Regions from separate parts of the Homo sapiens genome. Here region 2 is linked to region 1. Evidence: chromatin loops called from intact Hi-C (ENCODE). Cell type or tissue: PC-3. All regions are shown on one strand. Each heading gives the region's core, and the rest is flanking DNA. Links, peaks and the distances in the headings are about the cores only. Region 1 overlaps ZNF496 (zinc finger protein 496). Region 2 overlaps ZNF124 (zinc finger protein 124).

The links. Hi-C counts contacts between places; a loop is a spot of excess contacts. Peaks named below come from ENCODE experiments on the same cell type or tissue, not always from the same donor. Only the 100,000 strongest peaks of a DNase experiment are listed, where the experiment ranks them.
Region 2: a loop joins it to region 1, with 2.6 times the contacts of the local background. A loop is called at or near these places in 2 of 110 quality-filtered maps.

Annotation. Positions count from the first base shown.
Region 1 is chr1:247,308,013-247,323,827 of GRCh38, reverse strand. It overlaps ZNF496 (zinc finger protein 496), which reads left to right. Exons shown (of 10, transcript NM_032752.3): 6 at 598-674; 7 at 13,372-13,504; 8 at 14,022-14,129; 9 at 15,240-15,353. Among named protein-coding and RNA genes, the nearest start is that of ZNF496, 16 kb to the left of the region's middle. RefSeq lists an enhancer at 691-1,195. In PC-3, for the core only: no CTCF peak of the experiment used is centred there; DNase peaks (open chromatin) are centred at 7,407 and 7,937; H3K27ac peaks cover 2,014 bases.
Region 2 is chr1:247,162,328-247,171,317 of GRCh38, reverse strand. All of the region lies in intron 1 of ZNF124 (zinc finger protein 124), which reads left to right. Among named protein-coding and RNA genes, the nearest start is that of ZNF124, 5.2 kb to the left of the region's middle. In PC-3, for the core only: no CTCF peak of the experiment used is centred there; no DNase peak of the experiment used is centred there; H3K4me3 peaks cover 256 bases.

The DNA.
Region 1 (15,815 bases), core at 3,024-11,023:
GAGTCCTTATAGATTCCTCAACTCTACGGCTTTTTCTTTTTCTTCTTCTTTTTTTTTTTCTTTTTCTTTTTAAGAAACAAATACTCTGTGTTGTCCCTGCTGGTCTGGAACTCCTGGGCTCAAGTGATTCTCCCACCTCAGTCCCCAAAATAAGAATAGCTGAGATTACAGGCATGTACCACCACACACGGCTGAACTCCATAGAGTTTTAACCTTTATTTTCCCATAGTTTGGATAACAATGCTGAGGTCCGGGGACCTACCCGAGGTGAAAGAGTTCATTTAATTGACCGTGCTATCATGAACCCAGGCACACTCTGTTACAGCCCCCCTTGTTATATCTGGAAACAAAGTCGCAGCAATCTTTGTGGTTTACAGAGTACTTTTCATGTGCGTCATTTTGTAATCCTCATTTTACAGTTAAGAACAGAGACTGGGGTTTTATGAAAAGCACCATGAAACAGTTCCCTGTTGGTGCCTCTCTTGTGATTTTCTTTGCTACCAAAATGGAAATGAAGAGCCGCAGGAAGCTCAGAAGGTATCAGCACCAGGCCTGGCCCTGGCCCACTTTAGGACACCATTTTCTGATCTCTTTCAGTTCTGCAAGATGCTTTCCTTCTTCAGGAAGAGAATGTGCGGGACACACAGCAGGTGACCACCCTCCAGCTACCCCCGGTGAGTGGTTTCTACAGGAGTCCTTGAAAATCCCCTGTTTGCCTCTGTAGGCTACAGGGCAGCTTTCTTAGGACCCCAGCCAGCTTTCTGACTGCCACACAGGATGTTCAGTCCCAGCCCAGAAAAGCTAAAATAGGCAGAGCGTGAGCTTAAGAGACGCCCCATTTCTCCTCCTTCCCTGTGGTCCCAGCCGCCCACTGGGTCTACTGTCATCAGGCCACCTTCAGGAAGCTTTGTGCAGACGATAGCAGGAAACAAAGGCCCATGAGTCCCCATTGATGGGCCTCTCAGCATGTCTAAGTTCCCCTCTTGTGAAAAAGGAGATCTCTCTGCTCTTTTATTTTACAGAGAATTTTTCAATTTAATAATCATCGCAGCAATGGTTATATTTTAGAAATGTTAGGAAGTGGAGGGAAGAAAGCACAGATAATTTCAGTCCTGTCACAGATCTACGTGGTGAGTCATTCCAGAATTTCCTCGAATGTTCTCGTTCGTGTTTTTGTGTAAGACTTGCTTACTCGGGTGCTCTGAGGAGTCAGAGTCAGGGCTGGGGGCTGGTCCAGCAGGTGATCTTACTCGCCTCTCTCTAGCCCAGTTGCTGTCTTTGGCCATGTTTTCTGGCCATATCTCCTTCACTTTCCCTCCTAACACTTTCCACTGGCTGGCACAAGATTTAGTTATGACAGCATCATCCCCTCCCATGGGAACAGGATGTGTGGCTCCTGCTTTTGTTTAGTTGCTCCTTACCCAACAGAAAACTGTGAAAAACAGTAGACACTCTTATTACCATGTCTCAGCAGAATGTCGGAAGCTGAGCAGTTTGCTTTCTGCACAGTTCATTTGACATGACTTTATTTTATTTTTATTTTTAGAGACAGGGTCTTGCCTTGTCACCCAGGCTTCAATGCAGTGGCACAGTCGTAGTTCACTGCAGCCTCAAACTCCTGAGCTCAAGCCATCCTCCCACCTCGGTCTCCTGAGCAGCTGGGACTACAGGTGCATGCCACTACACCCAGCTAAGTTTTGTATTTCCTTGTAGAGACAGGGTCTCGCCATGTTGCCCAGGCTGGTCTCAAACTCCTGACCTCAAGTGATCCTCCTGTCTCAGCCTCCCAAAGTGCTGGGATTACAGGCATGAGCCACTGTGCCCAGCCAACATGACTTTAAACTTGGAGAAGGGAGGGCTAGGGATGGGAAGGAGTTAGCCAGGTTACCCAGTTAGGGGGCATCTCCATAACTTGCTTTTGCCCCACCAGAAATGTGGCACACGCCTGTTTACCCTGATGCTCAACACATACATGTCAGCATCTGCTGTGTACTGTGACCATTTCCAAACACAAAGGAGGTAAAACCAGTATTTCTTATTAAAATTTGGACATTTAACCAGTATAACACATAAGGGGATGCTGTTAATCCAGTACCTAATGAGGTTTGGTCTTCATCTTTCAATTCCTGCAGTCCCTAGTAAATGCCATAGCGAGCACAGTACAGAGATTTTGATAAGTCAGTACTGTTGTATTACTCTGATAGTTTCTTCCCAGTGATAGTTTCTTCCCAGTGCACTAAAAGTCACCATCATGAAGATGTTGTTTATAAGTGTTTTTTAATTTCTGTTTTTAATTGTGGTAATATACACATAGCGTAAAATTTTCCATCTTAACTGTCTTTAAGTGTGCGGTTCAGTGGTGTTAAGTATATTTACATTGTTGTACACCCAATCTGTAGAACTTTTTCATCTTCCCAAACTGAAATTCTCTATACGTTAAATAATAACTCCTCATTTACCCTTTCCCTTAGCCCCTGGCAACCTCCATGCTACTTTTAGTCCCTATTAATTTGACTATAAATACCTCATATAATTGGAATTATGCACTATTTGCCTTTTTGTGACTGGCTTATTTCATTCAGCATAATGTCCTCAAGGTTCATCTATGTTGCAGTATGTGTCGGAATTCCCTTCCGTGTTTTTTTTTCCCCCGAGATGGAGTCTTGCTCTGTCGCCCAGGCTGAAGTGTAGTGGCTCGATCTCGGCTCATCGCAACCTCCGCATCCCGGGTTCAAGCAATTCTCCTGCCTCAGCCTCCCGAGTAGCTGGGATTACAGGCACCCGCAACCACGCTTGGCTAATTTTTGTATTCTTAGTAGAGACGGGGTTTCACCATGTTAGTCAGGCTCTTGAACTCGAACTCTTGACCTCGTGATCCACCTGCCTCGGCCTCCCAAAGTGCTGGGATTACAGGCGTGAGCCACCATGCCTGGCCATGAATTCCCTTCCTTTTTAAGGTTGAATAATACTCCCATGTGTGTATATATCACCTTGTTTATCCATTCATCTGTCGATGGACATTTACATTGCTTCCACATTTTGGCTTTTGTGAATAATGCTGCTATGAACATGGTACACGTGAAGTTTTGTTTTTCTTTTTAAATGAATCTTCTCATTTTTACGTAATTGTAGATTCACATGCCATTGTAAGAAATAACACAGAGAGATCCTGTGAACTTTTTAAACCCTCAATAGTAAAATATAGAGTAAAAATCTATATTCTATAAATATAGTACAATGTCACACCCAGGGTATTGACAATGATACATGCAAGATAGAGAACAGGTGCTTCACCAGAAGGATACCTCCTGTTACCTAATGTCCACACTCATTTCTTTCCTACCCTCACCCTCTCTTCAGCCTCTGGCAACCACTGATCTGTTTTTCAGCTCTGTGATGTCATTTCATTTCAAGAATGTTATATAAATGGATTCATATAATATGTAACCTTTGGGGATTGGCTGTTTTCATTCAGCGTAATTCTATGGAGCTTCATTCAGGTTGTTGCGTGTTACTATTCCATTGCTTTTCGTTGCTGAGTAGTATTCCATCACATGGAAGTCCAACAGTTCGTTTAACCATTCACTGGTTGAGGACTATCCGGGTTGTTTTGGGGTCATTATTGTATAAAGCTGCTGTAAATATTTGTGTGCAGGTTTTTATATACACATCAGTCTTCATTTCTCTGGGATAAATGCCCAGGTATGCAATCGTTGGTAAGTACAAAAGTTGGTAAGTTTTGTAAGAAAGTACTCTTATCTGATGTTAATATAGCTTTTCTTCTTTCTTTTGATTAATAATTGCATAATATATTTATTCCATCCTTTTACAGTCAACCTGCTTATATTATTATATCTGAAGTAAGTTACTTTTAGATAGTATATATGTGTTGTTTTATTTTGTTTGAGGCGGAGTCTCACTCTGTCACCCAGGCTGGAGTGCAGTGGCGCGATCTCAGCTCACTGGAGCCCCCATCTCCTGGGTTCAAGCAGTTCTCTTGCCTCAGCTTCCCGAGTAGCTGAGACTACAGGCGCGCACCACCAGGCCCGGCTCATTTTTGTATTTTTAGTAGAGACAGGGTTTCACCATGTTGGCCAGGCTGGTCTTGAACTTCTGACCTCACGTGATCCACCTGCTTCGTCCTCCAAAAGTGCTGGGATTACCGGTGTGAGCCACTGCACCCGGCCTAGATAGTATATATTTGGATAATGTTTTCTAATCTACTCTGCCAGTTACTGTGTTTTGATTGATGTATGTAGACCATTTGTATTTAATGTCATTACCGACATGTTAGGGCTTAAGTTTGTCTTTCTGTTTTTCTGGCTCTGTTTCTGTTTCTCTGTTTCCTTTTTCCTATTTTTCTGTGTGTTACTTGAACATGTAGAATTCCATTTCGATTTACCTAGTGTGGTGTTGAGTGTATGTATATTTTTGTATAGCTTTTTTAGTGGTTATTCTAAGTATTACATTATATATACATAACTTATCTACTGAGTATCATTTTATCAGTTTGAGTGAAGTGTAGAAGCTTATTTCCTTTGTTCGGGCACCGTGGCTTGTGCCTATAATCCCAGCACTTTGAGAGGCCAAGGTGGGAGGATTGCTTGAGCCCAGGAGTTTGAGACCAGCCTGGGCAACATAGCGAAACCTTGTCTCTACAAATAATAATTCTAAAAAAATTAGCTGGGAATGGTGGTGTGCTCCTATAGTGCCAGCTACTTGGGAAGCTGAGGCAGAAGGATTGCCTGAGCCCAGGGGGTTGAGGCTGCATAGTAAGCTGTGATTGCATCACTGCACTCCAGCCTGGGTGACAGAGTGAGACCCCATCAGAAAAGAAAAAGAAAGAAATATAATATACCTCCTTTTACATACCCTCATCCTTCTTCCCCATTATAATGCAGTTGTTTAAATATTTCCTCTACATACATTTAGAACCGCATCATAGAGTGTTGTAATTTGTGCTTCAACTGTCAAACATTATTCAGAAAACTCAAAAGGAAAAAGAAAACCTATTTATTACCCATATTGTGGCTTACTGTTTTCTTTCTTCTTATGTTCCAAGGTTCCTGCTTTTTGTTTAGAGTGTTTCTTTAGCCATTCTTTTAAGATAGATCTGCTGGTGATAGACTTACATATTTTTTCCTCATCTTAGTAGGTCTTCATTTCCCCATCATTCCTGAAGGATGTTTTCACCAGATGAAAGATTCACACTTGACAGTTTTCTTTCAGCACTTGAAAAATATTATGTTACTTCCTTCTGGCCTCCATGGCTTTTGATGAGAAATCTGCTGTCATTCAAAAACTTTTTCCCTGTAAGGAAGGTATTATTTTACTCTGGCTACCTTTAAGATTTTTTTCTTCCTTTGCCTTCAGTTTTCAGAAGTTAAATTATGCTGTGTCTTGTTATGGATTTCTTTAGATTAACCTGTTTAGAGTTTGCTCAGCTTCTTACATTTCTAGGTTTATGTCTCTTTCCAAGCTTGGGAATTCTTAAGCTAGATTTTTCTAGTACTTTTTTAGTCCCTCTCTCTTTCTCCTCTCCAGACTGCTAAGGATACAGGTTTTAGATCTCTTGTTAGAAACTGTGTAATTTATAAAGGTACCTGAGACTGTTCATTTTTTTTCAGCCTGTATTCTCTCTGTTGTTCAGATGGAATAACTTTATTTTTCCGTCTTCAAGTTGACTGAGTCTTTCTTCTGTCCCCTCCTCAGCTGAGCCTATTCACTGAGCTTCTTATTTCATATTGTGGTTTGTACTGTTCACATTTCCAGTTAGTTATTTTCTGTATCTTCAGTTTCTTTGCTGAGACTTTCTGTGTCTTTACAGACACTTTCTATTTTTTCGTTTGTTTGGAGTGTGCTTATAATTGTTCATTGAAGCATTTTATGACAGCTTCTTTGTCAGATAGTTCTAACGTATCTGTCACCTGAGGGTTGGCATCTGTTGGTGGTTATCTTTATTCATTCAGTTTCAGATCTTGGTATAGTGAGTGATTTTCTGCCTGCATATTTTTATATGATGAGACTCTGGACCTTAACTTCGGTGTGGCTGGTTTTGTTTGGTTGTGCAGTGTTGTTTTTGACATAGCTCCAGCAAGAGAAGGGCAGGTGGGCCACCACTTGTTATTACCTGGTGAGAGAACGTCAGGTTTCCTCCTGGATCTCCGCGGGCATCAAAGTGGGGATGCTCCTCATACACCCGAGTGGGAGTGGAGTTCCAGCTCCCTACATGGTCTCCACTGGTGGCGGGGGGGGGGCTTGTTCTTAGCTAGCAGGGATGGAGGTCCCAGCTCCGCATTTGGCCTTCTCTGAGACCACCCCAGCAGGGGTGTTAGGGCACCTCATTGCACCTGGTGAGGGTGGAAGTCTAGGCTCCCCAGTCATTCTCTGCTGGTGTTGGTAAGAAGGGGCCACAGTTTTCTTATGTGGTATTAAGTGGAGTAGAGCAGTTATTACCTGTTTGGCTGGGCTGCCCCTGTCCAGGTCCTGTGGCTTTTGTTGGAGCTTTTTTTGGTCTGTGCCCATGGGTATTTCTTGGTAGCTGGCTCCTTCGGCTTCAAGTCAGGGGAATATGTGGTAGAAAGAAAAACCAGTGAACTTAGCACATACTGTTCCAAGGTCCCTGGCCATTCTGCCACCCTCTCTCCACCTTTCAGAGTCTCCTGTGCTCATTTTATATGCAATGTCCAGGGTTTTCATTCTACTTAGTTGGGAAGCATTAGAAAAATCTCCTCTGAAGATTTAATCTTAAATAGACATGTTTATCTATCTTGCCCATCCCTTCTCGTGAAAAATTAACAAAATGTAGGAAGTGAAAAGATACCACTCATCCCCAGTCATGTGAGAAGATTCTGCATGGTCTAGTGAACTTCCTTCTGGACTTTTCTCTGCCAATTTATTTGTGTGCCTCACAAATAAATCGATCACAAATAAAAGGATCCCGCTGTAGATCAATGTCCTGTTTTTATGCTCCTCCCCAGCATGTAAGCATTGGTCCATATGGTTCTAAAAGCTCCCTGGGGATCCTGCTAAGTGGCCGTGTCAGATTCTGGAGGTGACTGGAGCACTGTCTGTCCACCCACCTGGCCCTTGGACTTGGGTTTGCTTCTGTGATGCCTTGACTGTCTAGTCAGTTTTCTGTCACTTGTAACAGAATACCTGAAACTGTAATTTATAAAAAAAATAATTGACTTCTCATATTTATGGAGGCTGAGAAGATTCGGGTTGAGGGGCTCCATCTGGTGAGAGCGTTCGTGCTGGTGGGGGCTCTGTGGTGTCCCGAGGTGGGTGCAGGGCGTCACATGGCGAGGGGCTGAGTGTCCTGACGCGCTTGCTCCGGTCTCTCTTCCTCTGCTTACAAAGCCACCAGTTCCACTCCCATGACAACCTATTCATCACCTCGTAAAGGCCACACCTTTCAATACTGCCACATGGGGGATCAAGTTTCCAGCACCTGAAATTTGAGGGCCACATTCAAAGTATAGCAAGTAGATCCTCAAACACCTAACCAAGGCTCAAAGGAAAAAGCATCCAAATCTGTTGTTAATATATACTCTCAGTTTTTCCCTCGGGACCCCCACTGCGCGCGCTCACACACACACACACACACACGCGCACGCGCGCGCACACACACACACCCCTCCCAGGAAGTCGTGCACACACACACACACACACACACACACACACACACACCCCTCTCCCAGGAAGTCGTGTCAGAGTGATGAATTCTTTTGTATTTTTTGTCACTGGGGCAATTACCATTTTTTCCCCATTTAAGAAACCAACATCAAGTTGACTCCCACAGGTCCTTGTAATGAAATCCAGTGGCTTCCCGAGGCCTGTTTTGGATTCTGTGGAACAGCCTGGGAAGACAGGCTTTTCCACACTGACCTCTTCCGAGCAGCAGATCCACTTAGGGGCTCATTCAGATACAGCCTCTGAGGCTCCACCCCGACCTACTGAGTCAGAGTTTTTACTAAGATGCCTGTGATTCATATGTACAGGCAAGAGTCCTTGTTCCAAAACCCTGACTCAAATTTAGAATTTTTGAGGTATTCTCTTTCTTTTTATTTTAAACTTTTTCTTTGGAATTAATTTTAAAGTTAGGGAAGATGGCAAGAACAGTACAGAGACTTCCAAATACCCTTTCCTTCACTTTCCCCGTTCTCCCTCTCTCTTCCTTACCCACTCCCACCCCCTCATTCTATTTTTCCCCAAATCTTCAGTTAGATGCAGACGTTTGTGCCCCCTTATTCATGCCAAAGGAGCGTATTTCCTAAACACAAGGACAATCTCTTAACCACAATACAGTTATCACATTGAGGAAATTTCACATTAAAACAATAATGATCCAGCATCGTTGCTTCTTATTTAGTTGTCCCATCTCTTAACACTTCCTCCTTGGGTTCTCAATGTTTGTCATGCTGTGGCTAGTTTTGAAGAGTGGAATATCGTGATAGGTGATACAGCTTCCTTCCCTCAGGTGGGGTTAGACTCACAGTGGCACTCAGGCCACGCATTTTGCAGGAGAACCACACTGGGCTGTGCACTCCCCATGCAGCACATCTGGAGGCATTGAAGGTGGGGTGTCCTGCATGGGTCACGTCAGCTGTGATCACTGGGATACATATGTACAATTGACGCATAATTATTCCATAGGTGTTTTTTTTTTATATTAACATCTTTTACTTTTCACCAACATGATTCCTTTAAGTGCCCTCTGCCCTCTATATTTTTGCTTTTTTTAAAAAAAAAAAAAAAAAAAAAAGACTAGTCAAGGCTGGGCTTGGTGGCTCACACCCATAATCCTACCACTTTGGGAGGCCAAGGTGGTTGAATCACTTGAGCTCAGGAGCTCAAGACCGGCCTGGCAACATGGTGAAACTCCATCTCTACTAAAAATACCAAAAAAAAAGTAGCTGGTCATGGTAGTGAATGCCTAGAGTCCCAGCTACTTAGGGGGCTGAGGCCCAAAAATCATTTGAACCTGGGAAGCAGCGGTTGCCGTGAGCCAAGATTGCACCACTGAACTTCAGCCTGGGCGACAGAGCAAAAACCGATCTCAAAAAAAAGAGAAAGAAAGAAAATCACTCCTTCCCAGCCGTGTCCTGGGTGCCTGGCCCCAACACCCGGGGAAACCATCTGACAGTAACTGATAGTTTTCCAGAGAGGTAGGCAGATGCAAAGCATGTTTTAAAAATTATTCTGTTCCTTTTTTGCTTGTCACATAGATACTAGTAATATAAAAGTCCTTTGAGTTACTTTTCTTTTTTCCACAAAAATTTTATTTTGTGGTCCTTTCCAATTATATAAAGGACTGCTTTATTTTCCTGGTTTCCTAGTATTATATGGATATACCATCATTTTAAATTGAAATTTTAAAATGAAAATTTTAAAATGAAGCATTGATCTAATAAATACTGAAAACCTTGACACACATCAACAAGACAGTGGATTAAGTAATGAAAATTAGGCCAGGCACCATGGCTCATACTGGTAATCCCAGCCCTATGGGAGGCTGAGGTGGGAGAACTGCTTGAGCCCAAGCATTTGAGACCAGCTTGAGTAACATAGCAAGACCTCATCTTTACAAAAATAAAAAATTAGCCAGGCGTGGTGGCTCACTCCTGTAGTCCCAGCTACTTGGGAGGCTGAGCAGGAGGATTGCTTGAGCCCCAAAGGTTGAGGCTGCAGTGAGCTGTGGTTGTGCCACTGCACTCCAGCCGGGGTGACAGAGTGAGACCCTGTCTAAAACAATATAAAGATAAAAATAGAAATTAAAATCAGGTTTTTGACACATTCCCATGGTCCATGATTCAAAGTTTATGAAAAAAATCTCCCTGTTACACCTAACCCCAGAGTCCCAGGAACCTCTTGAGAAGCAGCTAACCTTCGGAACTCCTAGACGCCCTGCACTTGGTGGCCATCCGGATTCCATCATGCACAGGTGTTTTCCTGCAACAACACACTTTGAAGAGAATTCCTTCTCAGTACAGAGAGGCCGTCATTCTTTCTGTGCGTGTAGGATCATCCCTTGTGAGGTTTCTGTAGCTTACTTAATCCGCTGTCTTCTTGATGTGTGTCAAGGTTTTCAGTATTTATTAGATCAATGCTTCAGTGAAGCAGCTTTTGTAGACTACGTTGCACATGTGCAACATAAACTTGAGAAATCCCTGCACGGAAGGGTGGGCATGTTGGTAACGTGCAACAACATAAACTTTAGGAATCTCTGCATTGAGGGGCGAGCACGCTGGTGACCTCTGGACATTGCCCAGCAGCGCACCATAGGAGTGGTGGATGTGCAGCCTCCCCAGCACTGAGGAGGAAGACCTGTTTCTCCACATCCTTGGCCACCCAGCCAGGTAGCTGCCATGTGGATTTTGCCAAACAAGATAGGGATGAGGTGGATCCAAGAGCAGAAATAACAAAGCAGTGTGTCCACTGGCGCCTGGACCTGGGGTAGTCGGTCTCCTTTCTGTCTCTTCTATCTGCATGTGTTGCTTTGGGCTCTTCCCTCAGCCCCAGCTTCCACACCACCCCCCTCCCCTAGTGCTATGGTCTGAATGTTTTTGTGTTCCCCTCCCCACAGCTTTGACATGTTGAAATGCTAGCCCCCAAGCTGCTGGCATTAAGAGGTGGGGCACTGGGGAGATGATCAGGTTATAAGGGCAAATCCATCATAAATGGATTAGTGCCCTTCTAAAAGAGGCCTCAGAGAGCAGCCTTGCCCCTTCCACCATGTGAGAACACAATGAAATGATGACCATCTATGGAGCAAGGAACTGGGCCCTCACCAGAACCCAACTATGCTGGTATCAGCTGGGGACTTCCTAGCCTCCAGAACTGTAAGACATACATTTATGTTGTTTATGAGTCCCCAGTCTGCGGTATTTTGTTAGAGCAGCCCAAATGGATTAAGACAGAAAATTGGCACCGAACATTTTGGGTGCTACTCTAACAAATACAACGTGGAAGAAGCTTGGGAACCGGGTAATGGGTAGAGGCTAGAAGAGTTTTGAAGTGCAGGCTAGAAAAAGCCTGTGTTGCCATGAACAGACAATTTTTTCTTTTTCTTTTTCTTTTTTTTTTTTTTTTGAGATGGAGTCCTGCTCTGTCACCCAGGCAGGAGTGCAGTGGTGCGATCTCTGCTCACTGCAACCTCAGCCTCCTGAGTAGCGGAGATTACAGATGTGCACCACCACACCTGGCTAATTTTTGTATTTTTAGTAGAGACAGGGTTTTGCTATTTTGGCTAGCTAGGCTGGTCTGGAACTCCTGACCTCAGGTGATCTGCCAGCCTCAGCCTCCCAGAGTGCTGGGATTACAAGTGTGAGCCACCGTGCCCAGCCCATGAACAGACTATTACGGGTGATTTCTAGTGAGGCTCCAAAAGAAAAGAGGAGATTTGAAATCCTCAACCAGAATGTTGGTAAAAATGTGAACAGTAAAGCTATTCTTATGAGGTCCCAGATGGAAATGAGAAACGTGTGGTGGGCAATGGAGGAAAGGCCATCCTTCTTATAGTGGCAAATCACTTGGCTGAACTGTGCTTATGTATTAGTGTTTTGTGGAAGGTAGAACTTACGGGCCACTGCAATTGGATATTTGGCTGCAGAAATATCTAAGCAAGGTTTTGAAGGTGCAGCTTGTGAAATGTGAAAAGAGAGAAGTGATTTAAAGATGGGATTGTTACTTAAAAGGGAAGCAGAACTTAAAGATCGGGAATATTTGTCAGCCTATGTTGGTAAGAGTGAGCCAGCCTGTTTAGGAGAGAAGATAAAGGTTTTGCCATTGAAACTGAGGCTAGGAGCTAGTCCAAGAAAATGGAAAAATGACCCCAAAGGCAATTCAGAAATCATCAGGGCTCTTCTGCCCATCACAGGCCCAGAGCGCAAGACCCGCAGCAAGCAGGGGACCACAGCAGAGAGCCCCGCTTCAGTCACCCCTGAAGCCCTAGATGGTGGGGCCATCAGCGAAGTTCCAGCCCAAGAGAGCCTTGGGCTTCTGAAAGAGACAGAGCTGCCACAGAGGTGGGGCCACTGCAGAGAACCACCTCAAGGGCAGGCCCTCACCAGGGGCTGCCATGGGGCGGGACCACCCAGGGCCTTGGGGACTCAACTCCTGCCCAGTGAAGCTGCCACCTGTGGGTTTGGAAGGCGGGGTCACCTCCCAACACAGTGGGCCTGGGGAGCACAGCATCAAGACAAAAAGGATTATTCTGCAGATTATTCTCAAGCCGTAAACCATAATGTGCTGTGACCCATAGGTTCAGGACTTGCTGGGGACCTGTTACTCCTTTTCTTTTTTTCTGTTTCCCTTTTTTGGAACTGGAATGTTTATCCTGTGCCCGTCTCACCACTATATATGTGTGTGTGTGTGTGTGTGTGTGTGTGTGTGTCTCTGTGTGTGTGTTTTGTTTTTTTTTTTTTAAGACTGAGTCTCACCCTGTTGCCCAGGGTGGAGTGCAGTGGCATGATCTCAGCTCACTGCAGACTCCGCCTGCCGGGTTCAAATGATTCTCCTGCCTCAGCCTCCCAAGTAGCTGGGATTATAGGTGCTCACCACCACGCCTGGCTGCTTTTTGTATTTTTGGTAGAGATGAGGTTTAACCGTATTGGCCAGGCTGGTCTCAAACTCCTGACCTCAGGTAATCTGCCTGCCTCGGCCTCCCAAGGTGCTGGGATTACAGGTGTGAGCCACTGCGCCGGCCTCACCACTATTTGGAAGGCACATAACTTGTTTCATTTCACAGGTTCACAGCTGGAGAGAATTTTGTGTCAGGTAGAATTGTGCCTTGAGTTTCAACCGTAACTGATTTAGATGATATTTAAATGAGATGTTGGACTCCGGACTTTTGAGTTGATGCTGGAATGAATTAAGACTTTGAGGGTTATTGGGATAGAATGAATTTGTTTGGCATGTGAAAAGGATATGAATTTGGGGGAACCAGGGGCAGAATGCTATGGTTTCAGTGTTTATATCTCCCCAAAATTTGTGTTGAAATTGTAATCCCCAAGATGATGGTATTAGGAAGTGGAGACTTTTGGGGAGATGATCTGGTAACAAGGGCAAAGTCCTCATGAGTGGGATTAGTCCCTCCTAAAAGAGGCCCCAGAGAACTCCCTTGCCCTCTCCATCATGTAAGGACACAGAAGACACCTGTCTTTTGACCAAGAAGTGGGCCCTCACCAGGCACCCAGCCTGCTGGCACCTTGATCTTGGACGTCCAGCCTCCAGAACTGTGAGGAACAGATTTCTGTTGTATAGAAACTGCCCGTCCTACAGCGTTGTGTTGTCACAGCCTCAGTGGACTAAGACTGAGACACCTAGCTCGTCCCGGACTGAGGCATCCCTGTTCTCCTGTGCTTTCAGAGTCGGGTTTCTCCATTCAAGGACATGATTTTATGCTTCTCTGAAGAGGATTGGTCCCTTCTAGATCCTGCCCAGACTGGCTTCTATGGAGAGTTCATCATTGGGGAGGATTACGGGGTCTCAATGCCTCCAAGTAAGACTTAACTTCCCCCCACACCTCAAGACCAGGGAACTGGGCAGGGGAGTTCTCACTTGGAGTAAGAGTCAACTTCGTCCCATAGGATCAGGGAAGCGGGGCCTGCATCAGATCTCTCTGTTCACCCCCAACCTGGACAGGAGGTCATTTGCACACAGCGGCCCTACAGGCAGTGTGTCCGATTGACCATCACCTGCTGTCTCGCCACATCAGGCTTATCAGAACCAAATAGAACATGTGCTGTATGTCCATTTCTCTTCCATCGTTCTTACCGTTTTGTCCCTTTATGTCTGCTTTACACCCGAAAGCCTCAGAGAGACCCCCAAGCCCATAGCTCTCCCTGCGTGTGCTGCCCCCACTGCCCCTGCACTGCCAGCTCTGGCCTTTTCACTTCTCGCCCCTGATGGTGCCATGCCCGCTGGGCATCCCTCCGCCTTCTCTCTTCTGGACCAGCCCTGGTTGCTGCAGGATCAGATTACTAATAAACATGTACCCTGCCTTTTTCTTTGAACAGACGACCTAGCTGCCCAGCCAGATCTCTCCCAGGGAGAGGAGAATGAGCCACGCGTTCCAGAGTTGCAGGATCTCCAGGGCAAAGAAGTGCCCCAGGTCTCCTACTTGGGTGAGTAATGATTCCAGAACTGAGTGGACAGAGTAGGGGGAAGGGTTGCTGGCAGCCGGAGGTGAGCCCACTCTCTGGCTTCTCTCTGCGGCCCCTAATTGCCTTCTTCATTTCCCCAGACTCTATGTGGGTCTTGCATGTCTTGCCTTGTCCCTGACTTTTCATAGAAAGAATGGAGGATCTTAATTTTGCCAGGCATTGGAATTGTACTCCCTTGGCCAAGGACTGGGAAATAATAGGAATGTCTTTCTCCTCTGCCTGTAAGTAACATCTGGTTTGTGCTGACAATGCAGCAGCCCCTCCAGGAGTGAAGTCAGATACTCATGACAAGCCTAGTTGCAGAGGGAGTGTCTCCTAACTGGGCACCGAGCGCAGCCCTTTGAGGTGCCTCACCTGTCTAGTCTTCCCATCTGCCTGGTACAGGGGTGCTGTGAGGACACTGGGGTGTGGGGAGGTGCTGGGGCTCAGCAGCAGCAGTTTCCAGCCCTCCTTCAGGCTGTGTCGCCAGCACTTGCACCCATGATCTCCATGCCATGGTGCTTCGAAGCATCTGCTCCTTCAGGAGGAAATAGCTTTGTACAGAATCATCAGCAGCTCCACACCTTCTTCCCCTTTGGGACCTAGAGCTGGCATGAAGCAGACAAGGTTTTGACACACCATCCCCACCTGGAACAAGCGTTCAGAGACTTGGTGTGGTGCAGTAGCTCCTGTACCATCTCTACCCTGTAGGCTCTGCACAAGCTGTTTGTGCAGGATGTGCGGAGTGTGCAGGAGCCTGTGGTGATGACTATAGAAAACCCACCACAGAAAGTGGGAATAAATATGGGGCTGGGGGAAGTGCTTGTCTCTGGCCATAGAGTGGGTGGAGTAGAACCCGGATCTACGTCGATTCTGTCTAGCGTCAGAGCTCATGTTTGTGGAGTTGGCCCATTTTGCCTTCAGGTTCATTCACTCAGCAGACACTTATTGAGTGGCCACCCCCTGCCAGTCCCCAGGACGGAGCCCAGGGCCGCCCCCAGATCGTAGCCTGGCATCTATTCGGATAGCACCCTCCCAGGTAGTGCTGTAGGTGCAAAACAAATCAATTTTTCCATTTCCTCCTCTGGAAAGACTCTCCAAGTCTCCAGCCATTCCAGGTAGAAGAAAGAAGGAAACGTGAGGAGCTGCAGGTGCCAGAGTTCCAGGCCTGCCCACAGACGGTGGTGCCTCAAAACACCTACCCAGGTAAAGAAGGGTCAGGGAGGTATGGGTTTGTCCCTGTGTGTCTGTGGTGTGTCGCATGAATGTATGTATGCATGTGTGGCATAGGGGATGGTTGTGTTGAATGCATGTGTGCGTGCATACACATGTGGTATATGTGGTGTGCTGCATGTGTGAGTGTGTGCATTCATGGGTGCACCTGTGTGTTGGGGGCATGTGGGTGTGTGATGTAAATGTGCGGTGGTGATGGCATGGGACAGTTAGGAACTGAACCCCTCAGGATCCCCGCCGACCTCTGCTGTGGTGTTCTTAGCTGCTTGCCCTGATTCCGTTGTGCTGGGGTCATTCTCCAGCTCACTCCCAATCCCAGGCTCACCCTCCTTGCCTTTCCCAGGGGCCGGGGAGGGTGTGTCAAAGCAGGGTGCTGCTGTAGTGCTGTTGGTGATGCAGTGAGTGTTTTTCTTCTCTCAGCATGGATGGCCAGCA
Region 2 (8,990 bases), core at 649-8,648, 150 kb after region 1:
TATTTATTTTTTATTTTAATGATCGGGTGGGGCGGGGGGGGGGTCTCCCTGTGTTGCCCAGGCTGGTCTTGAACTTCTGGTCTCAACCTCCCGAAGTGCTGGGATTACCCCGCCCAGCCCAAAGCAACCCCAATTTAATAACTGATTGGTTATAATTATGTAGTTCTGTTATTCGGATTATTTAGGTGGATGGTTCCTGGTTATGTAATCAGAGGTAAATTGCTGATTTGGGGTTAAGTTTTCTTTCCCTTCAAGTTAATTACAAGAAAGGCATGAAGTACCTTTAGGTTTTCTTGGTGAGGAACTCAGGGCACCATCATCACTTAAGGGAGGAGACCACCCCTCATATTGTCTTATGCCCAATTTCTGCCTCCAAAGAAAGAAGAAGTAAAAACTAAAAGGCAGAAATGAAATCCACAGGCAGACAGCCCGGCGCCGCGTCCTGGGCCTGGTTACAGATTGACCCTTGACCTGACCGGTTGTGTTATCTATAGATTCCAGACATTGTATGGAAAAGCACTGTGAAAATCCCTGTCCTGTTCTGTTCCGTTCTGATTGCCGGTGCATGCAGCCCCCAGTTATGTACCCCCTGCTTGGTCAATCGATCACGACCCTCTCACGTGGACCCCCTTAGAGTTGTAAGCCCTTAAAAGGGACAGGAATTGCTCACTTGGGGAGCTGGGTTTTTGGAGACGTGAGTCTTGCCAAAGCTTCCGGCAGAATGAAGCCCTTCCTTCTTTAACTCGGTGTCTGAGGGGTTTTGTCTGCAGCTTGCCCTGCTACAACTTCAGTCTAATTTCTTCCTATTTAATTATTTCCACAAGGGTACTGGTTTCCCCTGCATTTCCCAAATGTAAGGCAAGCAGGGTCTCAAATCCATGACCGTATTCCCCAGCCTAACTTCTAGAACTTGCAGTAAAATTCTAAATTTCCAGTTTCTTCCTCATACTCTCAAACTCCAACTTCACCTCTCCAATTTACAACATTATTAATTATTTGTTCTTTATTGTGCATTTGAACCAGATGCAGTAATGTAATTGTTTATCATGTTTTCACTGAGCAGTGAGGAGCTGTTTCTGAACATTCCTTGTGAAAACAGAGAATAATCACCTGATCTAGTCCACTATAAAAAATTCTTTGTACCTCTCCTCCTTTTGTCTTCCCTAGGCACACTCACAAACGTCTTTGGATGGAGGTTTCCCTTTGGAACCTTCACGTGGTGTTGTGTCCTCAGCCACCCTCCTGTCTTTTCTGGGTCCTGGGTTCAAAACTGTTTGAGGATGACCTAATGTGCCCACACTGGCCCTGTCTCTTGGAGTGTCATAAATAGTGAATGTCAGCTGTTGGGTCCTCTTCTCCCAGAAGACAAGGTGAGGTTTAGGGGTGGAGCCTCTCAGAGGAGCAGCTGGATGGCATGAATCCCCTGGGACCGAGAGGAGTCTCCTGGGATACTCTTCTATACTCTTCCTCTAAAAAGCTAATCCACTAGGACTTAGATTTTTTTTTCTTCTCTTACCCCCGTTATCACTCCTTAGAGACAAAATGCTGGTCAGGCAGTCGGATACTGGTATTGAGGGAAGAAAGAATTTCTGCCCTCTGGATTGTCTCATGCTTGTGAAGGGAGAACAGCTATTCCAAAGTACAAGGAAACCCCGCCCCGCAGTGAGGCAGGAACCTGAAAAGCAAAATGCATTTGGGGCACAGTGGGGACACGGCACAGGTTTCTGGGGGAGGGTGGGCATTGAGTACTTCCCTGAGCAGGATGGGGTGGGAGGACACAGTGGGGACACTGGGAGAGACACTGGTGTCATCCAATCCAATGCTGGTATTTTGAGGGAGAGACAGAAATGATTCCTGCCCTCTGGATTCTTTCACACTTGTGAAGGGAGAAAAACAACCTTAAAGAACAAGAAAATTTCTTCCCAGGAAGATGACACAAAAACCTGCCAAGCAAACTGCACCTTAGGCACACAGTGGGCCACAGTGCATTGCGCTGGGAGGTTGGTCCTTGAGTACGTGGTCTCTCCAATGAGGAGACCGGGGACCAGGGAATCTCCTGCTTGAGAGATGGTCTTACTTGACATGTGAGTCAAACATATCTGTGTTCCAGTTAGCGCTGCTCCTCCCTGGGCTGTCCTCTTGCAAAGCTTTGTTCATTTATTGGTGCCTTAGGTAAACATAAAATGTATTTCATCAATAGAGCTTTAAAGATAAAATATTTACAAAGAGGCAAAGAAAGAAGTGGATATTTTAAATATATGTAGATATTTTAAATCCACTTTATATATATATTTAGTTTTTTAATTAAAAAAATTTTTAATGTTATATCAATACATTTGGGGTAGCAGGTGGTTTTTGGTTACAAGGATAAGCTCTCTAGTGGTGATTGCTGAGATTTTGGTCCTGTCACCTTATCAGTGTACGCTGTACCCAATATGCAGTCTCACCCCCTCCCACCCTTGCCCCCAAATCACCAAGGTCCATTATATCATTCTTATGCCTTTGTAACCTCATAGCTTAGCTCCCACTTATAAGTGAGAACATAGAATATTTGGTTTTCCATTCCTGAGTTACTTCACTTAGAATAATGCCTCCATTTCCATCCAAGTTGCTGCAAAGCCCATTATTTCATTCCTTTTTATGGCTGAGTAGTATTCCACCACATTTTCTTTATCCCCTCATTGGTTGATGGGCATTTTAGGTTTGTTTCATATTTTTGCAGTGGCAAATTGTGCTACTGTTAACATGCGTGTGCAAGTGTTTTTGTTTGTTTGTTTTTTAATTGAGACAGAGTCTCACTCTGTTACCCAGGCTGTAGTGCAGTGGCACGATCTTGGCTCACTACAACCTTCCGTCGCCTGGGTTCAAGGGATTCTCATGCCTTAGCCTCCCAAGTAGCTGGGACTACAGGCATGCACCATCACGCCCAGCTAAATTTTTTTTGTATTTTTAGTAGAGACAGGGTTTTGCCATGTTGGCCAGGCTGGTATCGAACTCCTGATGTCAGGTTATCCACCTGCCTCAGCCTCCCAAAGTGCTGGGATTGCAGGCATGAGCCACCACGCCCAGCCGTGTTTTTTTCATATAATGACTTCTTTTCCTTTGGGTACATACCCAGTAGTGGCATTGCTGGATTGAATGGTAGTTCTACTTTTAGTTCTTTAAGGAATCTTCATACTGTTTTCCATGGCGGTTGTACTAGTTGACACTCCCATCAGCAGTGTAGAAGTGTTCCCTGTTCACCACATCCACACCAGCATCCCAGCATCTATTGTTTTTTATTTTATGATTATGGCCATTCTTACAGGAGTAAGGTGGTATCTCATTATGGTTTTAATTTGCATTTCCCTGATAGTGATGTTGAGCATTTTTTCATATTTATTGGCTATTTGTATATCTTCTTTTGAGAACTATTCATGTCCTTTGCCTACTTTTTTGATGGAATTTTTTCTTGCTGATTTGAGTTTTTTGTGAATTCTGGATATTAGTCCTTTGTAGGATGCATAGTTGGTGAAGATTTTCTCCCACTCTGTGGGTTGTCTGTTTACTCTGCTGATTATTTCTTTTGTTGTGCAGAAGCTTTTTAATTTAATTAGGTGCCATTTGTTCATTTTTGTTTTTGTGCATTTGCTTTTGGGTTCTTGGTCATGAGTTCTTTGCCCAAGCCAATGTTTAGAAGAGTTTTTTTGATATATTTTATTTTCATTCCCCTGAGTGTATGTGGTAACTTTTTGAGGTCTCGTCTCTTCTTTTGGGTAGTTTCAAATGAAATTCTAGGGCTTTTAATCAGGAATGCTACCAGGGAAGAGAAATAGGAAAAATCTCTCTTCCTTTATGATTACAGAAAGTGAATACATTTCCACACACAAAAGTGTGGTACATAAATTGGTGAATTACAAAAATTAACCAAAACATCAGTTTGTTTCCTGCAGGATGAAGAATTTGTTAGAGTGGGTAAGTCTGTGCTGTTTTCTGTTGCCTGCATTTGGCACATTAATGCTAAATCTGTACAGCAACCTTGCCCGATCACTGTGGCCAGGATTTCCAATACTGTGTTGAATGGGAGTGATAAAAGCAGAGGTTCTCTACCGCTCTTTCCTGATCTTGGGAGAAAAGGGTTTTTTTGCTTGTTTGTTTTGGTATTTCAGCATTGATGGTGATGTTAGTGCTGGTTTTTCATACTGTAGTTTCCTTGTAGTCCTAGTTTATTGTGTATTTTTATCATGAGTGGGTCTTAATAATTTGCCAAATACTTTTCCTGCATCCGTTGCAATAGCTACGATATTTCAGTCATTTTGCAAATGTCATACATTACACTGATTGATTTTTCATATATTGAACCATTTTATTTTAGGGATAAATCTCACTTGGTTTTGGTGTATAATCCTTTTACTGTGCTGCTAAATATGGCTTGTGAGTACTTAAGTGAGGATTTCTGCGTTAGTATGATGCTAAATATGGTTTGTTGGTATTTAAGTGAGGATTTCTGCATTAATAGTTATAAAGAACATTTGTAGCTTGTTGTAGTGTCTGTCCAATTTAGGGGTTCTGATTACTACATCAATGTCATATAACTGTGAGTCTGTTTAGATTTTCTAATTCTTCATGATTCATTCTTGGTACACTGTGTGTTTCTAGACATTTGTTCACCTCATCAATGTTATCCAACTTGCTGGTGTGCCCTTAGAGACTTTTTACATAAGATTTAAGACACAGATTTCTTTTATATGTGTTTTACTCTTATTGTATATGTATTCTGCTTATTTTGTAAATGTTTATTTTAGGTTCAGGGGTACATGTACACAATAGCAAATACATGGAATCAACCTAAATGCCCATCAACAGTAGACTGGACAAAGAAAATGTGGTATATACACATTTGTGAATAATGCTACAGTGAACCTATGCATGCATATTTCTTTATGGTAGAATGATTTCTATTTCTTCGGATATATACTCAATAAATGGGATTGCTAGGTTGAATGGGAGTTCTGTTTTAATTTCTTTGAGAAATCACCACACTGCTTTCCAAAATGAGTGAATTGAATTCCCACCAGCAGTGTATAAGCATTCCCTTTTCTCCACAACCTTACCAGCATCTGGTTTTGTTTTGTTTTGTTTTCACTTTATTATTTTTTTGAGGCAGTGTCTTGCTCTGTCACCCAGGCTGGAGTGCAGTGGCACGATTTTGGCTTACTGCAGCCTCTGCCTCCTGGGCTCAAGCAGTCATCCCACCTCAGCCTCACGAGTAGCTGGGACTATGGGCATGTGCTAACAGGCCCGGCTAATTTTTTTATTCTTTCTTAGAGACAATGTCTCACTATATTGTCCAAGCTGGTCTCGAACTCCTGGACTGAAATAATCCTCCTGCCTCAACCTCCTGAACTGCTGGGATTACAGGCATGAACCACCCTGCCCAGGCTATTTTTTGAGTTTTTAGTAACAGCATTATGACTGGTATAAGATGGTATCTCATCGTGGTTTTAATTTGCATTTCTTTAGTGATGAGTGATAATGTTCATTTTTCTCATGTTTGTATATCTTTTGAAAAGTGTTCATGTCCTTTGCCCACTTTTTAATGTTTCATTCTTGTTTCCTCTTTGCTTGTTAATTTATTTAAGTTTCTTACAGATTCTGGATATTAGACCCTTGTTAGATGCATAGTTTGCAGATATTTTCTCTCACTTTGTAGGTTCTCTGTTTAATCCCGTTAGTTTGTTTTGCTGTGAAGAAGTTCTTTAGTTTAATTATGTCCCATTTGTCAACTTTTTCTTTTGTGGCAGTCGCTTTGGGCATCTTCATCATGAAATACTTGCCAGGTCCTATGTCCAGAATGGTATTTCCTAGGTTATCTTCCAGGGTTTTTTTATCTTTAAATTTTTACATTTAAGTCTTTAATGCATCTAAAGTTTATATTTGTATATGGTGTAAGGAAGGGGTCCAGTTTCAATCTTCTGCATGTGGCTAGCCAGTAATCCTAGCACCATTTATCGAATAGGAAGTCCTTTCCTCATTATTTGTTTTTGTTGATTTTGTCAAAAATCAGATGGTTGGCCAGGCGCAGTGGCTCACGCCTGTAATCCCAGCACTTTGGGAGGCTGAGGCAGGTGGATCATGAGGTCAGGAGATCGAGACCATCCTCGCTAACACGGTGAAACCCTGTCTCTACTAAAAATACAAAAAATTAGCAGGGCGGGGTGGCAGGCGCCTGTAGTCACAGCTACTCGGGAGGCTGAGGCAGGAGAATGGCATGAACCGGGGCAGCGGAGCTTGCAGTGAGCCGAGATTGTGCCACTGCACTCCAGCCTGGGTGACAGAGCAAGACTCCGTCTCAAGAAAAAAAAAAAAATCAGATGGTCGTAGGTGTGTGGCATTATTTCTGGGCTTTCCATTCTGCTCCATCAGTCTGTCTGTTTTTATACCATTACCATGCTGTTTTGGTTACAGTAGCTTTGTAGTATAGTTTGAAGTTGGTTAATATGATGCCTCCAAACTTTGTTCTTCTTGCTTGGCTATGTGGGATCTTTATTGGTTCCACATGAATTTTAAAATAGTTTTATCTAATTTGGTGAACAATGTAATTGGTAGTTTGATAGGAATAGCATTGAATCTAAATTGCTTTGGGTAGTTGGACCATTTTAGCAATATTAATTCTTCCTATCAATGAGCATGGAATGTTTTTCCATTCATTTGTATCATCTCTGTTTGTTTTGTTTTGTTTTTTTTTTCCCAGCAGCATCTTGTAACTCATTGTAGAGATCTTTCATCTCCTGGTTAGCTATATTCCTAGATATTTTATTCTTTTTGTGGCTATTGTGAATGGGATTGCCTTCCTGATTTGGCTCTCTGCATGGATATTATTCGTGTATAGAAATGCTCCTAATTTTTGTACATTTATTTTCTGTCCTGAAACTGTGCTAAAGTTGTTTATCAGGAGCTTTTCAACAGAGACTGTGGGGTTTTGGGGGGTATAGGATCATATCATTTGCAAACAGAGAAGTTTGATTTCCTGTCTTCCTATTTGGATGCATTTTATTTCAGTAGTATGTTAATAGGAGTGGTAAAAGAGGGCATCCTTGCCTTGTTCCAGTTCTCAAGAGGAATGTTTCCAGCTGTTGCCTATTCACTATGATGTTGGCTGTGGGTTTTTCATAGATAGCTCTTATTATTTTGAAGTATGTTTCTCCGATGCCTAGTTTGTTGAGGGTTTTTAACATGAAGGGATGTTGAAATTTATTTAAAGCTTTTTTTTGCATCTATTGAGATGATCATGTTGTTTTTTTGTTTTTAGTTTTGTTTATGTTGTGAATCACATTTATTGACTTGTATATATTGAAATGTTACATCCAAGGGATAATGCCTACTTAATCATGGTGGTGGAATAGGTTTTTGGTGTGTGCTGGATTTGGTTTGCTAGTATTTTACATCTGTGGATTTTTCATCTATGTTCATCAAGGATATTGGCCTGAAGTTTTCTTTTTCATTGTTGTATGCCTGCCATGTGTTGTATGCCTGCCAGGATGACGCTGGCTGTCATAGAATGAGTTAAGGAGTTTCTCCTCTTTAGTTTCTTAGAATAGTTTCAGAAGGAATGGTACCAGCTCTTCTTAATACATCTGGTAGAATTTAGCTGTGAAACCATCTGGTCCTGGCTTTTCTGTTTGATAGGTTTATTATTACTGATTAAATTTCAGAGCTCATTTTTCTGTTCAGGGATTCCATTTCTTCCTGGTTCAATCTTGGGAGGTTTTTTGTTTCCAGGAATGTATTCGTTTTTCTAGGTTTTCTAGCCTGTATGCATAGAGATGTTTGTAATAATAGCCTCTGAGGGATTTTTTTTTTTTTTAGTTTCTGTGAGTCTGGTGGTAATACCCTTTTTGTCACTTCTGATTGTGTTTATATGGATCTTCTCTCCTTTTCTTTATTAGTCTAGCTAGCAATCTATCTTATTTCAAAAAATTGACTCCTGAAGTTGTTGATCTTTTGCTTTTTTTTCTCTCTCTCTTCAATTTATCTCTGATTTTGGTTTTTTTGTCTTCTGCTAGCTTTGGGGTTGGTCTGCTCTTGTTTCTTTAGTTCCTCTAAGTGTAATGTTAGGTTGCTAATTTGAGATCTTTTCAAAGTTTTTGATGTGGGCATTTAGTGCTATAAAATTTCCTCTTAACACTGCCTTAGCTGTGTTCCAGAGATTCTTGTATGTTTGTTCTTATTAGTTTCAAATAATTTCTTGGTTTCTACCTTAATTTCATTTTTTTCTTTTGATTTGTTGAGGATTGTTTTATGGCTGAATGTGTGGTTGATTTTAGAGTATGTGCCATGTGCAGCTGAGAAGAATGTATATTCTGTTGTTTTTTGGTGAAGAGTTCTGTAGGTGTCCATTAGGTCCATTTGGTGAAGTGTTGAGTTCAGATCTCAAATATCTTTGTTAGTTTTCTGCCTTTATGATCTAATACCATCAGTGGGGCATTGAAGCCTCCCACTGTTAACTCTGTGGTTAAGTCTCTTTGTAGGTGTGTAAGAATTTGCCGTATGAATCTGAGTGCTCTTGTGTTGGGTGCATACGTATTTAGGATAGTTAGGTCTGCTTGTTGGATTGAACCTTTTACCAATATGTAATACCCGTGTCTTTTTTTGTTTTTGGTTTAAAGTCTGTTTTATCTGAAATTTGACTAGTAATCCCTGCTTTTTTTTTTTTTTTTGCCAAGGGTTAATATATTTTATATATAAGTAAAGATATACAGTCATACATTGCTTAATGTGTTGTTAGGCAGTTTTATAGTGAGAACATAATAGCGTGTACTTACGCAAACCTAGATGGCATAATATACCACACACCTAGGCTATATGGTATGGCCTATTGCTCCTAGATTTACTTTTTTCTGTTTTCCATTTGTGTTGTAGATTTTTCTCTATCTCTTTACTTTGAATGTGTGGGCGTCATTGCATGTGAGATGGGTCTCTTGAAGACAGCATACGATTGGTTTTGTTTC